2 separate regions of the Homo sapiens genome follow, and region 2 is linked to region 1. Evidence: chromatin loops called from intact Hi-C (ENCODE). Cell type or tissue: PC-3. All regions are shown on one strand. Links, peaks and the distances in the headings refer to the core of each region. The heading gives the core; the rest is flanking DNA.

Evidence for each region. Hi-C counts contacts between places; a loop is a spot of excess contacts. Peaks named below come from ENCODE experiments on the same cell type or tissue, not always from the same donor. Only the 100,000 strongest peaks of a DNase experiment are listed, where the experiment ranks them.
Region 2: it touches region 1 in a loop (2.9-fold over the local background); 1 of 110 quality-filtered maps calls a loop at or near these places.

The regions. Positions count from the first base shown.
Region 1 is chr3:18,765,690-18,770,093 of GRCh38, forward strand. No RefSeq gene overlaps it. Among named protein-coding and RNA genes, the nearest start is that of SATB1-AS1, 320 kb to the left of the region's middle. In PC-3, for the core only: CTCF peaks have their summits at 2,487 and 2,690; no DNase peak of the experiment used is centred there; H3K27ac peaks cover 803 bases.
Region 2 is chr3:18,840,850-18,845,253 of GRCh38, forward strand. No RefSeq gene overlaps it. Among named protein-coding and RNA genes, the nearest start is that of KCNH8, 310 kb to the right of the region's middle. In PC-3, for the core only: no CTCF peak of the experiment used is centred there; no DNase peak of the experiment used is centred there.

The DNA.
Region 1 (4,404 bases), core at 333-4,332:
CTGTCTCTACCAAAAAAAAAAAAGTCCCAGAAATTTGCTTGTGTCACCAGTTTGAAAAGGGTGCAAGTCACCTTGTGGTCAATAACTTGACCTAAGTGCCAGTTTCCTCATTTGCAGAACTGAGATAATATCCACCGCCCTCCCACCACTACTTTTCAGGGCTGACATGAGCATTAAATGAGATGGAATACATAAAGGTGCTTGGTATACTCAACCAACAGCCATTTTATTACTCATGTGCTCTCTCAGTTGTTAGTGCTTCTTTTGTTTATGACTAGTACTGGGTGAATTGCAGGCACTGACAAACAATCACTGACTTATTTTCCTACCTCCCAATTTGTATTCCTGTTAGAAATCTGACAGACTGACACCAGAATGCCAAACCTGAACTGAAGTGCAGTGACATCTTCATATCCTTTAGCTGCACAAACAATCTAGGGCAGCAGTTGCAGTGCATTTCCCAATACTTATATTTCAAGTATTTTTTTGACATTTAACACCATTAGAACATATAGCAGAATCCAAGTACAGTTTCTTTGAGGTAAAAATGTGAGTGTTTTTTCATATCTCACTGTGTTGAATAACCTTTAGATGCAAAGTTAGCACAGCAAACATTGACACGATGCAGGCAGCTCAGTGCAGAGTGCCTAAAAATAAATATAAGAAGTTCATATGCTACCAAAAAAAAGAGTTAAGAATTTAAATGGAAAAACAGCTTTGAGTCTTATGATTCACGAGATCTCACTATTGTCTTTGATTCCATGGATGCAATTGATTGGATGACACTAAATATAGTTTTACCTATTAAATATACATAGTTTAGATAAACCTATCATTTTACTTTTTGGTCTATTGTCTTAAAAGTTTTCCGGCAGTTGTGAAGTGTGATTATTTCAACTGTGGTCTCAATTTGTGTGACTCTGCAAGACCATGTGATTTTGGAGTCAGAAGTTCTAGATTTGAGTCCTAAATTTATCGTTTTAGGTCAACTTGGATGACTTTTCAGCTCCTTGGTTTTCTTCTTCATATGACCATTAGGAAATCCTTTAAGGATATTTTAATTACACAATATTCTTGCAAGGTGACACTACTCTTTCTCTTCACCCTCACCTTCCAGTGGGTGTGGTTTTTGGATGAAGTACTAGAGACTGCATTCTCTCATCCTTGAAGATGAGGTATTTTCTCAGGATGCTTCCTGGTCCTTCAAGCACCGTTGTTTTCTGGCAAATATCTATTCTCTTTTTTAATGGCAATAACATTTCTAAGGTTTTTGGAAAACCTGCCTCCCTTCTTTTCAGCCCTGTAGTTTAATGAGGTTGACCTTAATTCTGGTTCAACTGGTAAATCCAGATTTGTTTAAGCAAATCAGTATATACTATGTTCCTGATCACAGTGATTGATTAAAAGACACTAAAACGTCCCAGTATCAGCTCTCATTTGGAGAGTTTGAGTCACATGTCCTTTCTTTGAGCCATCAGAGTACATGTGAGAACTTTGGCTTGAATGCTCAGATAAAGACTTCCTCTTTCCTGCTGAATAGAAAAGCAGATACAAAAATCCATGAGAGCTTCTGGAAGTCACTTTCAGAGTTACGTCTAAATGTAACTGGGCTTTTTGTGGCATTTTAGAACCAAAGGTTCAAGCTTTGCTTGAAGCCAATGTTACCTGACTAATGTAGTTTTATAAGTCAATAAATCCATTTTAGTGCTTAAGTCCTGTGAGTTGTACTTTTGTCACTTGCCAAAAGGTCCAAACTGAAATACATAGGCCCTCTAGATATACCTACACATATCTGAATCTGAAGGTGAACATGAAATAAACTCAAATAAAACCCTAGTTGCTTGTGAAAGCTTAGAATAATGTTAAAAACTGTACTGATACTGTTACGCCTCTATCCTTCCCTTACATCCAACTTCCTGGGTATTTTTTCTTCTTTCTTTTAAATTCTAATACTTTTGGTACTACCCATAAAGAGTGCTATTCAATCCCACTGGCTAACCAATTTTTGATAATAACAAGAATATTCCTTATATAGCACCTACTTTGCTAGATACTATACTGATTGATTTATATCGGTGCTTAATCTATAAGAAGTTTGTTAAGTAAGATTTATTATTCCCATTTTAAGATGAGAAACCTGATGCTTCGGAGGGCTAAGTGACTTGCACAAGGTTACATACTAGTAAGTGGTGCAAATAGGATTCAAGTCCAGGCATCCTGACAGAGTTTGTGCTCTGTCACTATGTTGAGCTGACAATTAGTTTATGGGTGTGTCCTCAGGACATGAAGTAAGTTGACATAGTCCTCCACCCTTCCATGTTTATTCAATTCAACAAATATTTATTGAATGTTTAGTAGGTGCCAAATACTTTGCTGGGTGATGAGTAGATAAACTGTAAGCAAGCCAAGCACAGACTCTGCTCTCCTGGAGCTTACAGTCTAGTGGGGTTCGCATGCCAGATAGACTGTATGTGGTAAGAAACACCGTAGGGGACGCTGCTAAGCAAGCACATGGCAGTGTCACCCAACCCATCTAATGGTATCAGGGGAAGCTTCCAGGGTCATGTGCAGCCTGCACCGTGACTCAATAGGAATTGGCCAGGTGACAGGTGCTTAAGCTGGGAGAGTGAGAAGTACTTCAGGGAGAGAAAATAATGTGAATAAAAGTCTGAAAAGAGCATGGTGGGCTCAGAGAGCCAAAAGAGTTTTGAATCTTATAATAGAAATTGGCCATAAAGAGAGGCTAGTAGGTAATCAGAAGCTAAACTACAGAATTCAATCTTCATCTTAAGAATGATAATGGGGCCGGGAGCAGTGGCTCACACCTGTGATCCCAACACTTTGGGAGGCCAAGGCAGATGGATCACCTGAGGTCAGGGGTTTGAGACCAGCCTGGCCCACATGACAAAACCCCGTCTCCACTAAAAATACAAAAGTTAGGTGGGTATGGTGGCACACACCTATAGTTTCAGCTGCTCAGGAGGCTGAGGCAGGAGAATTGCCTGAATCTGGTAGGCAGAGGTTGCAGTGAGCTGGGATTGTACCACTGCACTTCAGCCTGGGTGACAGAGGGAGACTCTGTCTCAATTAAAAAAAAAAAAAAAAAAGGAAAGAAAAGAATGATAATAGGAATTAAGCATTCATGTCTTGATCAGAAATATTGTATAGGAAAATCACTTTGGTCATTTGGGAAACAGATTAGAGAACATGGGGACTGGGAGACTATATGGGAGGCTATGCAATAACACAGATGAAAGGCGCAATGGTCTCAACTGGGGGTGGGAATGTGGGGAGAAAGAGAGAGAGGGAGAGAGGTGAGGAGGATGAATATGAGACCACTTTAGAAAATATAATTTGTCTGACTTGGTGACGTTTGAGGAAGAAGCAACATTAAGAATGATTCTGGGTTATATCTGGGATAACTGGGCAGTTAGTAACCAATTTCACTGAAGCGAGGAATTCAAGAAAAGCAGGGTTCAAAGTGAAGGGGAATTAAATCACCGCCCTTACCAAGTCAGTGGTTTCTGAACTTTTGTTTTAAGGAGACTTCCAAATTTAATTTTTGATTCTGCTCTCTTTCCCTATGCTGCACACAGTATTGCTACACTTGGTTAAAAATATTGTCTGACTTTCTCAGAAAACAAAAATTTGGAAAGCTGCTACATCCAACACACACGAAAGCCACTGCAGTGAGTAGAGTATAGGGAGGTACTCTAGACCAGAAGCCTGACACCCCCAATTATATTATACAAATTTTCTATGGGACAGATTTAAAACAACAGTAGCAAAACAAACAACTTGCTGGTGCTTGAAGGTTTAAGTGAATATTGGAAGTAAACAATAGATTTCATAGAGGAGTTCCAGTAGTGATGCGATAGGAAAAAAAGGTATAAGTCAACTGACTCTATGCCAGTCATTTTCTTGGACTTTTAAGCAAATTATTAACACACTTTAATAAGGGGCTTACAGAGGAGAAATCCTTTGATGAACCCAAATAATGGGAGAAAAACATGGACTTTTTGAAATCAATTTCAGAGACATCCTGCAAAATTAAGCTCCCCAAAGCACAATACACTCAATGCTCCCAACCCCACCACTGATTTGCCACCTTTATATCCTCCTTAATAGTCTCAGTTCTTAGATTAGGAAAACATAAGCATCTGGTTATAGCAAATACAGCCAGTGGTCTCCAAAACACAGCCTTTGGTAAAACAAACAACCAAACAAACAACAAATAAGAGGCATAGGGTACTAAATCTATGACAAAGTTACTGATCAGTGATGTTTCCTAAACTCTGGGATTGCTGACAAATATTTACTTTCTAGATTCCCCTGATCTGTTTTTAACTCTTTCTCTACAGTTTTTCATTATATATCCACAGACTATGATAGGAATGGGAAATT
Region 2 (4,404 bases), core at 134-4,133, 75 kb after region 1:
GTTGTGTTTTGGTGCACAGGAGAGGTCCTTCAGAGGAGGTTTCTTTGATCCCTAACAATGTGCCCAAAGGCACAAGCAAGAAAAGGGTACCCAGCCCTATTCTTTCTTCACAATAAAGGGACCTGGAGTGTGAAGCTGAAGTATCAATCATGGTTCCCAAGTTGTTGACCGCACTCTGAAAGTCTGAGTTTCCTCCGTAGCTGTGTCCCTTACTAGCTCAGTTCAATTGCAGTTGGTTCACTTCTAAGTCTTAATGATCAGGGCAGAAAGTATGCATGCCCAAGCTATCCACAGTTGAGGACAGTGAGGCCTAAATCATAGTTTAATGCCTTTTGAAAATAAAACCCTATTACCAACACTGGATTAATGAAACATGTGCACACTCATGTGGAAAAAAATGTAGAACAGAAGTTTAATTCATTGTGCTTATGGTAAAAGCTGGTAGTTCCTTTAGAATGGCCATTGTTCAGCTCATATATTCATTAGATTTATTTATCTCAAGATATAGATAAAGAAAATAAGACAATAGTCTTATTTTCCTATGTGGTCCACTCCTCTAATATCCAGAGGAAGCTGTAACTGGGGAAAATGCTAATAGTAGTCATGGAAAAAAGAGAAGAAAATAAACAATTTTAAATGCTTACTATGTGTCAGTCCCTGTCCTTCCCATAGCTTCTTAACAACCATACAGTAAAATTAACCCGATTTTACTGTTGGGGATTGATGTTGACAGAGATTAAATAACTTGACCAAAGGCTCAGAGTAACCTGCCAAGTGAGAATTCAGATCCAAGGATACTGTTTTCCCTGCATCTACACCTCTTCTGAGCCACAAGGGTGATAGTCATGTTTATGATACTTAACTGAAACAAAACAAATGGAAAACTAGCATTCAACTGAGCTCTTTTATCTTGAGTCTTTTTTTCCTTCTTCCCTTCCTGTCTGTCTTTTCTCTTGACTTTTTATATTTGAAATATATCATTCCTGTTATAAATGCCAATAATACACCAAAAATCTTGACTCTATTCTCTCATAAAAGACAAAATGACTTTTTCCAGACACATTAAGTTAGATGCTTGGCAGTCAAGAAAAGTGACATAGGATTACATAAGCTAAGAAGAATTGCAGTGTATCGTTGGTATCTATGTTATATTATTTTTTGTGGGGGGGGAAAGGAGCTACCTACCAACAACTCATTTTTAGAATGATGTTGGCATCCTATCGTATCTTCTCCAAAAATTTAAGGTTTCTATTCTGACATGCTTGGCAGGAAGGGCAATTTTGCATGCCAGTAATAACAATGAGTTATTCAAGGTCACATAGCTTGTACGTGGCAGAGCCAAAGACTCGAATTGAGGTCTGCCTTATTCCAAAGACATGCTCCTAACATATTTCGCCATGTTGATGATGAATCTGGCATTAACCACTTATAACACATACCACACATACTTATACATATGCACATGCACATGTATTTTTCCCTTTGAAAAACATCAAGGAGTACACTTTTCTTTCTTCTTTTTTTCCCCTGGGAGTGTCTCTAGATCTATACTGTCCAATACAGTAGTTATGAACTACATGTTACTATTTAAATTATTAAAATTAAAAAAATTAATATATAGTTCTTCAGTCACATTAGCTATATTTCAAGTATTTAGTAGTCGTAAGTGGCTAGTGGCTACTCTAATGGACAGCACAGAAATAGAACTTTCTCATTATTGCAGAAAGTTATATTGGACAGTGCTGCTCTAATTCTTTAGTCTGATAGTCTATGTAAATAAAACTGGTAGTAAAAGTTTATGTAATATATTTGTATTAGATGCCACTATTTAAATACAGCACGTTTCTCTATAAGCATGCGCCTGCTTCAGCTGAAAAAGAGTTTTAATTCATTCACATACATATGTATTCATTTAACATTTTTCTTGAGTATCTATTATTTGCTTGGTACTGTGCAGAAGCAAGAGAATACAAACATAGTACGTCTCCTGTGAGTAACTCACAGGCAAATGCTGAAAACAGATATAGAAAAAATGTAATTTCTGTATAATCTGGAGAGTTTTGTAACAGAATTGAATGCTGTGGGAGCAGGACTATGGTTAATACCACTGTCACTGAGATTGGTGTCAGTAGGGCTACCCTTCTGCTCTTTGAACGATCCAGCAGGACAGTCCTTCAACAAATAACCCCATGAGAATTGCATAAATCTACCCTGCCAGTCAGTTATTTAGCTGCTGTCCTCTGACTTGACTCTCTTTCTTTTCACTGTGGCTGAAAATGGTACCAGGAAGCTGCATAAAACACCAGTGAGCTCTATCCCAACAGCAGGTAGGCATTTCTCTATTTCCTATCCCTGCTTTACAACATAAGATATCTTCTCAAAATCACCCCTGAGACACGGGGAAGCCAAATACAAACAGACGGGCCTCTTGCTTCTCCCCAGTAAATCATTTGAAATTAAGAGCACTTCCATTTGGAGCCAAGCAACATAGGAATGCTAGAGGGCAAATGCCAGGCTACATGGGAGAATGCAAGAGCTGGCCTACAGGCAAGGTTGAGGCTCCCCACAGCTCTGCGTTAAGATGCCACTTTTATTATAAGGGAGAGTAAACAATCTTTATCCAGAATCTGTGTGTGTTGGTTTGTGGCTTTAAATAAATAATTCCTAGCTCAATGTTTCAGTCTCCCTTGTCTAGTTAGAGTTGCAAAGGGAAAATTAAATGGCAAAGTTGTACCACTGGATTACTCCAAGGAATGATCTTAATATTTGACTTGCAAACTGTGATTAATACTGCCTAGGTAATGCTTTTTATGGAAGGATGGGATAGTGATCCACGTGTCATTTAGTGAAAGTCGAAGCCAATTACACTTAAAAGGAATCTGAAGAGTTCATCCTTTGGATCAAAGAGTCAGGGGATATCTGAGCATTCTAGAATTCTTCCCCTGAGAAAAAGAAGCCAAGAGCAGCAAGGAGAAGAGAATGATCCCATTGTTTAGGGAGGGTGCTCAGGTGGGAGTATTTCCTCCGACAGATCATGGCGTCTGCTTCACATTTTAGTTGCCACCAATTCTGAGGCTCATTTGCATATAAAGCATCTGGAATAAGCAAAACTAATTTGAATCTTCTTTGATAAAATGTTAGCTGGATTAAAGGATCAGGTAGCTGGTTCCTTTACAAGATTCACTGGAGGGAAGTCAGACAGAGAATGAGATAAAATCATTAGGCCAGTACCACACTGGCAACTGTTCCTCTGTAAACTCAGTCTCTGAAAATGGTATGTTGATCTGGCAGCTCCCTTTCCTCCCCTCCGGACTTCATAGTGATCTACAGCACAGAATTGTTTCACCAGAGATACACCTGTGGCATTCTTATCTTCTCCAAATTTTTTAGTTCCTTTGATAGTCAGCTTTACCACAGGGCTGGGGGGACACCCAATAAAGTGTCCTACTTTAAACACCTGGGTAAGTCATTGCTACAGTTTCTATCAGAACCTATTTTAGGTGGCTTCATCCCCACCCCCCACCCTTTTGGCTAAGATAATATCTGGCAAAAACAGCAATGACACCATTCCTGTACCTAAATGAGAAGTCATTTTTAAGTGTATCTTTTAGAATTCATAACAAAACACAGACTTGTAGCTGGAAGCGATCTTAAGACCTCACAATTAATTCCAATTACTTAATTTAATAGAAAAGGAAACTGAAACCCAATGAAGCAGAAGTTTCTACAAGATCATATAACCAGTTAATGACTGAGTTAGGCTTAAAATTCCAGACTTCTTATTTCTAGTCTGTGGTCTGTTCCGTCTAATGCCGGTTTATTCAATTTTATTCAACAAGTAGTTATCAAGAAACACCTAGGAGAAAACATCTCTCGTCTAGGCTCTGGGGAAAAACAAAGATGATGAATATGCAATTATGTTCTCAAGGAGCTTACAGTTAAATAGAAGGACAAAGCTATTGATATAAATAAAAGAAAAGTGGCCTAAGAAAGAGAAATAAAAATGCTATTGGTGTTCAAAAGAAGGGGAAAATGGAGTTCTGGAGCTATAGAGAATTTTCTAAATGAGGGTAAGCAATTGATTACGATATTGGGTAACTTTTGTTATTGTTTCAACCTTTCACATTTTGAATTAATCTATTGGCCCACTGTGGTGAGAGTGAGGATGTGCCCTAGGACAAGGCCATGGCATATATATCTACATGCTAATAAGGAGTGATGCAGGCCAGCTTAGCGATGCCTGCCATTCCTGCATGCCTCCTTTTTTTTTTTTATTTTGTCATGCTTCGTGGATCTGGATCTTCATTATCATCTCTCTAGGACCATTCAAGAAATAAAGTACCTTGAGGAAGATCTCTTCTATTTTGTTTGCTGAGCATTTTTTTTTTATCATGAATAGGTGTT